Linked DNA regions of Homo sapiens: region 2 is linked to region 1. The links are chromatin loops, found by intact Hi-C in ENCODE. Cell type or tissue: endothelial cell of umbilical vein. All regions are shown on one strand. Each heading gives the region's core, and the rest is flanking DNA. Links, peaks and the distances in the headings are about the cores only.

Evidence for each region. Hi-C counts contacts between places; a loop is a spot of excess contacts. Peaks named below come from ENCODE experiments on the same cell type or tissue, not always from the same donor. Only the 100,000 strongest peaks of a DNase experiment are listed, where the experiment ranks them.
Region 2: it touches region 1 in a loop (5-fold over the local background); 5 of 110 quality-filtered maps call a loop at or near these places.

Annotation. Positions count from the first base shown.
Region 1 is chr1:185,424,982-185,429,382 of GRCh38, forward strand. No RefSeq gene overlaps it. Among named protein-coding and RNA genes, the nearest start is that of CBSLR, 110 kb to the left of the region's middle. In endothelial cell of umbilical vein, for the core only: no CTCF peak of the experiment used is centred there; DNase peaks (open chromatin) are centred at 2,000 and 2,590; H3K27ac peaks cover 1,992 bases.
Region 2 is chr1:185,371,687-185,376,087 of GRCh38, forward strand. CBSLR (CBS mRNA stabilizing lncRNA) reads left to right here. Exons shown (of 4, transcript XR_007066771.1): 3 at 1,932-2,042; 4 at 2,711-4,401. Among named protein-coding and RNA genes, the nearest start is that of CBSLR, 56 kb to the left of the region's middle. In endothelial cell of umbilical vein, for the core only: no CTCF peak of the experiment used is centred there; a DNase peak (open chromatin) is centred at 2,375; H3K27ac peaks cover 3,247 bases.

The sequences.
Region 1 (4,401 bases), core at 315-4,314:
ATGGGTTCTTCCTATTAGGAGAAATCCACATTAAAGAGAAGAGCACAGGCAAGCTTGGAACTAAAAGGGAGAAGTCAGCTTGAGAGTAGGGTAGGGGAAGAGTGAAGAGCGGAGGGCCAGCTCTGTCGCCTGGCTTGGTTATGGTGGAAAAGACTGCATTTGGCAGAACACATAATCAATGACGGATTTTTCATTTTTATTTAAACTTTGGCTTATAGAAGCGATTTCCTTTTTCTTCCTCACTGGTTTCCAGCCCTGAGCCTCTACCCAGCTATCAGCAGGAGGGAGTCCCCGCACAAATGCCTGGTATTGGTGATAGATCTGTGTTAATTGTATCCATACTGTCCTACCCAGTCTTTCTTGTAATTATGGGCAAGAAATTCTAAGACAGATGGTTAGCTTTCTCCATGTGCTGTGTGACCATGGAAATGAGCAAAGCTCATGAACTGACAGGAGGCCTGAGAGGGGGCTATTGTCTCATTAGCACTCAGTTCTATCTGATTGGGTTGATGCTGCAAAGGTAATTTAATGTGTCAGAGCAAACATGTGGCAAGACCAGTACCTATGAGAGAAGCATTGCATTTTTAAAAGCCTGAAGTATGAAAGAGATTTTTTAAGTGTCTAGAAGTCAGGAAAAACTTTAGTCTCTTAAACTAGATAGCACCTTGGTGACTTTACTCTCAGCTTAAGGTGCATAGACAAATTTAAACAGGACTCTCCATGTTTCCTGGAACCTAAAATTCACCAGGAAGTAATTAGCATTTACAGACAAATAATGCTTCAAGAGACCTGTGAGATAAAATACATGTTTGGATTTATGGAAAATAACAAAATATCACAACACTCTCAGAAAAAAAATTGTATTGAAGACTTAATAACTACAGAAAGAAAAACAACTAGTATTATTGAGCATCTACAATCTGCTGAGACCTTTATATACATTTCTCACTTTAACCTCAGTACAACCTTGGAGGTAGGCTTGATCTATATTTTGTAGAGTAAAATAATCAGGCTCAGAGTATTTAAGTAACTATCAAGGTCTGAAGCCTGGCGAGTTGTGGAACTGATGTCTGACACTTCCCATCACACCAGATACCTACTGCCTTTAGCCACACTGAGATAAAATAGAAGCAACTGAAATTCCCTAGGTTCCATCTAGCCTTGCTGCTCTAACCTCCTTCTCTCTTAAACTCCCACACTGGCCCTTTCCTATGGAATCATATGTTGACTGAACACATACTGCTTTGTGATGGGTTTCTATTTTTTAACCCATATTTGAAACTTTGTTTTTTAATGTTTTGCATGTGTATTGCTTTTCTCTTTAGTGGATGATAAGCCCCATGAGGGCACTGACTTTGATTGTTGTAGTTCCCACACCATTTTGTGAATAACTGATGCTCGATTACTACCTATTGATTTGATTTTAATTAGTGTGAAGGAGATCGTTTCTAAGCTATAGTTGATCTGATATAAAAGTCATAGTCAAGATTGTTTTGAGGTATTTAAGATACTTTTCATGGGACTTCTGACAATTGTTACACCCACAGTGTTAGTAATTCAGAGAGATTGGTGAAGAAATAAACGGATTTTTAAATTTTGAGATTAGCTATATCATTAAGGATTTCAGTGAGATATTTCATTACTTTAGCGCTTTACTGTTAAAAATCCCCGTAGATATCCATCAACTTCCTTGTTATGTTTTCGTTTTTCCTTTAATCAGATCACAGTCCACCTCTACCAGGGAAACTTAGTAACTACGGAGACAACCTTATTGCTTATACCTCTGAGCTTTACCTTTCCAAATATTTCAGAAGGCTAAGACTTAACATTTTTTTATGTAGAAATATCCATCCAGGTCAAAAGGTGGCAGGCAAACAAAAGCTAATTTCATTCAGAAGATTCTGTTTTCTCTTGGCCTTGGCGCTTGTTTCCCGCTTGAGTCACTTCCCCCGAGAGGGTAACCCTGGACAGCAGACACGAGAGCCCGTGAGAATTGTCTTAATGAACAACAGAAGACATACACAAACTTTCTTTCAATTTGTGGTAGTCCTTATTTTGCATTGGAAAATATGTGTAATTCACACCACTATAATTCCCATTCTTATGCCAAATGCAATCCTGGAGGAGGCTATTGCTGGCACAAAGTCTGGAGTTTGTACTGCATTAAAGCCAGTAGCTTGTTTTTCCATCTGGGCTAGGCACAGAGTTTGCAAACTTTTTTTCTGAGTTATTCATTCCCTGGTAAATTCCAGTCTTGGGCTGCTGTAGGACATAGACAAAGCTTTATCCCAAAAGTTGCAAATGGAATATGGCCCTTGTTTAAAAGTGTTTTGCTACTGGAAGTACAACTAGTTCCACTGAGGTTTGTGTTGGCCACCTCAGGCTTGTGGGCTCAGTTCAAAGTTTTAGTTTAGTTCTGCAAGGTTTATGACTTGGCTACCTGAGGGACTGGCCCTCATGCTGTTCCTTCCTCCCAGCTGGGAAGATCTGCTAGAGCACTTGGCTAAAACTTTCCAGATATTACTTTGGAATAGTCATGATGATGGCTCAAGTGTTCTTGGAGGATGTTCACATTTGGAACTTCCTTATGTGGTCTGACGTGGCTCCAGCTGTTTTCTTTTCCTGTTAGCGGAGGTGTTTAATTACTCTGCCTTGTTTGTTGCACTAAACTGATTTAATCAAAGATCTCCCTAAGTTTGGAGACTGTATGTTAGTTTCCTGTTGCTGGTGCAACAAATCCCACAATTAAAACAACACAAATTTATTTTCTTACTGTTCAGAACGCCAAATGAATCATAAAAGGCTAAAATCAAGGAAGGTGTCAGCAAGGCTGGATCTTTCTGGAAGCTACCTGGCAGAATCTATTCCTTACCTTGGCCACTTCTGGAGGCCACCAGCAGTCCTTGGCTGCTCGCTGCATGACTCCAATCTCTGCTTTCATGCTCACACTGCTTTCTCCTCTGCTGTAATCAAATTCCCTCTGCCTCTCTCTTAGGTCCCTGTGATTATACTTAGGGTCCTCCGAGGCAATCCAGTATAATCTTTCCATCTCAGGATCGTTAATCATATCTGCAAAATCACTTTTGCCATATAAGGTAACATTTACAAGCTTCAGGGATTGGGATGTGGACATCTTGTGGGACCACTCTTCAGCCTAGTACATAGCTTGATGCATCTGAATTTGAATCCTGGCTCTAACAATGTTTTATTCTTTCTAAGCCTTAGGTTTATCTAAATGGTGTTAATAATGTTTATCTCTCATTAGGTTGATGTAAGATTTTGATGAGTTAAGTATGTTAAGTGCTACCACCAACCAAGTACCCCCATAGATGTTCTGTTAACTTTAATTTCCTTTTTGCTCATCTCCTTTGATAATATCTGAAAAATTAAATATTTTAGTTCGAAGGCGGTGGGTCTTTGAACTTTATAAATGGTGTAGCACAAATACAAAATACTAAAAATATGTCCAAAATGATTATCACATAGACAAAATGCTGGTTAATATCCAGTTAAGTTTCCAATGAAGTATGAAACTATAACATAATGCAACAGATAATGTATCATTGTGCTTAAAGTCATGGGTATTATAGTATGAATGTTATTAGAAGCTTATCACCTTAAATAAGGTACTGAAGATTTTCTGCTTTCAACATCTCTGATTTGTTAAAATACATCAGACCACTATATGTGTGGGGCAAAGAGTATGAAAGAGGGGGGCATATCATTCTTTAAGACATTTGTATGGTTTTTAGGTAGGTATAGAATAGATTAAAACAATGATAATTTTTTTAACAAATATTAATTGAGCCTTTTTGATATGTCATACAGTGGCCAAGATTTTGCCAATATAAATATGAAAAGCCATGGTTCCTACCCTTATCTAATGGACAGGCAGAAAATAAATGTGTAATTACTATAAATTAAGATAAGAATAGTAACGGTCTTGGTGGAAGCACAAGGGAAGGGGTGCTTAAGTCTGCTGGGAGAATTGGGTAAATGGTGTGGAAGGGAAGTGGTGGTTCTTGAGCCAACTCTTCAGGAAGGAGAAAGCCTTTTCCAGGTGAATGTGGGGTAGGGCAACCCAGGCAAAGGAGACTGTACCTGGAAATGAATGAAGTACCAAAATATTGCATTCTCACAGAACCTTGAGTAGCTTAGCATTGCAGGAGCAGACAGGCATAGAAGAAATTTATCTTGAGAAACAACATCCCCAGCATTGAATTCAAGTATGGGTTCAAGTTCATTTCATATAAAGAACCCTGGATAGAGTGAACAAACATCCTACAGAATGGGAGAAAAGTTTTGCCAACTATGCATCTAACAAAGGTCTAATATCCAGCATCTATAAGGAACTTAAACAAATTTACAAGAGAAAAACAAACCACTAAAAAGTTTGCAAGG
Region 2 (4,401 bases), core at 181-4,180, 53 kb before region 1:
TTGATTATTTTGCACTGTAACTACTTCCACAGATGTCCACACTGATCATATTTTCCCAAGGATAATTAAGAGGCTCTTGAAAATATAATAAATAATTTTTAAATGGAGAGCATGTTTTTCAATTAGCTGGAATTACTTTAAGTAATTTGTGATTTAAGTAATTTGTGATCACTATACTTTAGAATTTAATATATAGGGTGTTTAGCTTTATGGTAATAAAAACAATCTCTAGCTGGAGAAATCTGCATTAATCTCACAAAAACACTTATATTGTGAAGTAGATTCATGGAAAGAAACATGTGACAGGTCTGTCATTTCTGTTTTTAGCTTTATCAGTCTTTCAAAATAGTAAAAACAATTAGAATAATGAAACAGATTATCATATTATAACATATTGCTATTTGAGTCCTGATTAATTTTGACACCTTCAACTGTTTGTTCTATACAAATCTGCATACACAGCACTTAGGGACTAGCATTACTATGGTCTGGGTTGTGATTAGAACAGAAATAGATAGACAGACAACAATGAAACACTCTTAACTTAGTTCCCAAATCCCACTGATGCCTGAAATCCCACTGTTAATGCATGCCTCCATAGTGTTAGGCGTAGTCCTCCTCAGTAGTGTTTTGGGCATGTCCTTCAGAGAGTGAGGATGTTACCTTAAGGAACACCAACAATCAAGAAGTATGGCATACTCAATGAGCATGTTTTCAACTCTTCTGCTACTTTTTCCTTTGTGCCACTAATCTGACGCATACAATTATTGAGAAAGGATGAAGCTAGTCAAAGTCCCTGCAGTATTTCCCACTGATGAGATATAGAAAAAAGCAACAATGGCAAATATTAGGAAAATGATTCTCAGACCCTCTATTGTATCTGGCTTATTCTAGGAGAGACCAAGAGCACAGAGCAAGTGAGCGCAAAATTGACCCAGAACTTAAATTTCTCTATCTGGGATTGAGAGTTGAAGAGTTCAGATGCCAACTACTTTGTGGTCTTTCTGAATCATGACCTTTTGTGATGACCAAGTAAAGTGAAGGTAGAATAATGTCAAAGTGAGAAGGTTCTAGGATGCATTCCTTAGAAGCTGTAAGCTGGGGTGTTTCGATCAGACTGTTTGGAAAAGCTCTTAGAGTTTCCTGCTAGAGTGGCAGTGTCCACAGAGACAATAGCAAAACAGGGTTATCCAGCTAACCAATCTTTCTAAAAATCATTTTGAAACTTAGAGTTGGAAAGGGCCAAGAGGTCATCTGCTCTACCTTCCCAGCTGCTGTCTAACATCTCATAAGTGATTATCCACTTTCTATTTGAACACCTTCCATGATACGTAGTGCATTTAAATGCCCCATTTTGGTAGTAGCCTTTCTAGATATATTTACTTATGCCCCAAAGATATCTATAATCTTCTAAGAATGTACCCTTCAGTCTGGTAACCAAGTAACCTTCTCTTTCTAGCTATTAATATATGGGATTCCTCTGTTTTTATACAAAAGCACCATGTTAGATACTATAAGGAGAGAATAGGATTCAATAATATATACTAGACTTTTGACTTGAAGGACATTTCAGCCTAGTAGAGAAATTTAGACACACATACACGTTGGCTGAGAGGAATAATCAGGGAAGTTTCAGGAAAGAGATAGTATGCGGACTTAGCCTTGAAGTGTGGGTAGAATTTGGAAAGACTTTTCCAAGAGTGGCCTAGAAAATAAGCAAAGTTGTATTACCTGGGAAAATATTTCAATAAGATTCAGGTCACTTGCTTAAGAACACCATTTCCCAGAAGACAACAGTGGGGAGTTTACCATTCGAAGACCTGCTTTGGAGATGTAGATTACTGTACCCTTTGATTTTCAGAAGATGCAGTTAGTATTTCTCTTTTTCAACAAATGCTGTTTTCTTACTAAACCATATTTCCTGTTCCCAGAGTAATTTTATGCTGATTGAAGAAAAGAAGTAAACAGAGTTCCAGAAAGCAACTGCAAATACTCATTTTGAAAAAGAAAACAAAACAAAAACAAGGGAGACATTTTAAAAGGTATTTTTATTCAGAAATTTTTAAAAAAGAAATAAGGAAAAAGGTGAACAACCCACAATTCGTCCTGTAGTATACAAATGGCATCTAAGAGTGAGAACCTTGGCATCCTTGAAAGCAGAGGTTTGAGGTCTGAGATGTTTTGGTTCATGTTGTACCATATGGGCTACTCACTGTGTGAATGCACACTCTTGTTCATCTCCCCCTATGCTGAGCTAGTCCAGACCTAGGTCTGCTCTGCCTCTCTGGGTTTGCTTGCTGGGCACGGTCAGTGGCTAAGCTGTGGATAGAATACTGTCTCTTCACCACTGACTCACAGGATGGCAGGGCCAGCTCACTTCCCCTTCTGATGTTTTTGTTCCTTAGTGTACGGTGGGACCATAGCAGTCCTCACCGTCTTTCTTCATTCCATGGAAATAAATGTGTATATTTGTGAGTGTGCTTTGAGACAAGGATGAAAAGGAGATTAGTTTTTGTCCTCTTCAGGGAAAGCACAGAATCACTGTGCCTCCTATTACTGTTAGCACCAGCAACATTCACGGGTAATTCTATCAGGGACACACAGCAGCCTTCTGAATTAATGTTGGCTTGTTTATTGCAGAGTACAGATGAAATCCTGGGCTAACCAAGTTATGTCCCCATGTTGACTCACTTCCTTACTTTCCTCCTAGGTGCTAAAGCAACAGGACCAGTTGCCAGAGAGCTTATTTTACCTCCCCAAAACAAGATTGGTGTTTCATCCTTGAGTTTAGTACACAGGATTGTTCTTATTCTTCTGCAGATAGAGAGGTGCACTGCTTTATGCTGCAAGTTGTCTATAAGACAAGTTTTGTGAGTATCAAATATTTGTAAGCAAATCAAATTTCTCCCCCAGTTGAAATGATTATTTCAGAAGAATTTCTTCTTTGTTTTGAATTGGACTTCTGAGTTGGACTTCTCAGCATGATAAAGAAGAAAGAGCATTAGAATAAGAAAGAAGATTAAGCTTCTTGTTTTGATTATGCCCATAATCAGCTGTGGGACCCCGGGCTAATGCACTCCAAAATCCCACTGTTCTGTGACCTTGCTATGTGGGGCATCAGCCTCCTCATCTCTAATATTTTGGATTTAAGTTAGTTGATTTTTATGGTCCCGCAATGGAATTCTTTAAACAACTCCACTAATCCATGATACTGTTGCTTTAAAAATCTTGGTTTTAGCTTTCCTCTAAGGAATTTATAGTGACAATTATCTACTTTTTTTTTCTTAAATAAAAATAGAGGTGGGGTTTTGCCATGTTGCCCAGGCTGGTCTCAAACTCTTGGGCTCAAGTGATCTGCCCACCTTGGCCTCCTAAAGTGCTGGGATGACAGGTGTGAGCCACTGTACCCGGCCAGACCATATGTCTCTAGCATTTTGATAACATTCTCTACAATCTGGGCCCTGTATAACTCCCCAGTCTTCAGACTACTACTCTCTATGCTCACATCTTTGGCGATTTTATACTCTTTGCCAATTTAGATGCCATTTGTTTTTTCGTTTCCAGTAGATTAGTATGTCCAACCCAGATTTTGGTAAACCCTAGACTCATTCTACAGTCTGTGACATCTCCATTTGGATTTCTTATTGGCATCTCAGACTCCATATGTCTAACCTGGAATGCCTGATCTCCATTGCCTCCTAAACCGGCTTCTCTCACGGCTCTCCCATCTCGGGGCCCAGCATCTCAGACCTTTGCCTTGCTTACACCAGACATTTTGTTGTTATCTGTACCACCTCCTTCTCGTGCAGTCTACTTGATGCCACCTAATTGGTATCCCTGGCTTCTGCCCTTGTTCTCTTAACGAATCATTTTCCAAACAGCAGCCAGAGTGATCCTTTCAAAAATGGATTCAGAAATCATGTCACTGCTCTGCCCAAAGTTCCCAAATGACTTCCCAGTCACTCAGAGCACAAGCTGACGCTCGACACATCTGGGCCCCGTAAGATTTTCATTTCTGCTCCTCCTCCTTTTGCTCACTCTGCCCCTGCCACATTGGTCTCCTGCTTTCCCGGAACTTGCCCAACATGTTCCTCCCTCAGGGCCTTCACATTTGTCATTTCCTGTCCTATGATGCTCTTCCTGCAGATATCTACAGCAGCTCCCCGCTGCTCCTTTTGCAGGTTTTTGTTCAGATGTCATCTTCCTGGTGAGCTCTTCCCTGAACAACTCCTCACCCCCTCCACCTTGCCCCTGGGACTCCCTTTGACCTTTCTCGGATTGTTTTCCCTGTAACTCTTGCCACCACCTCATACAGGGCTTCTCAAGCTTGGCATGATTGGCATTTTGGGACAGTTCTTTGTTGCGGGCTATTATCCTGTGCCTTGCAGGATGTTTAGCAGC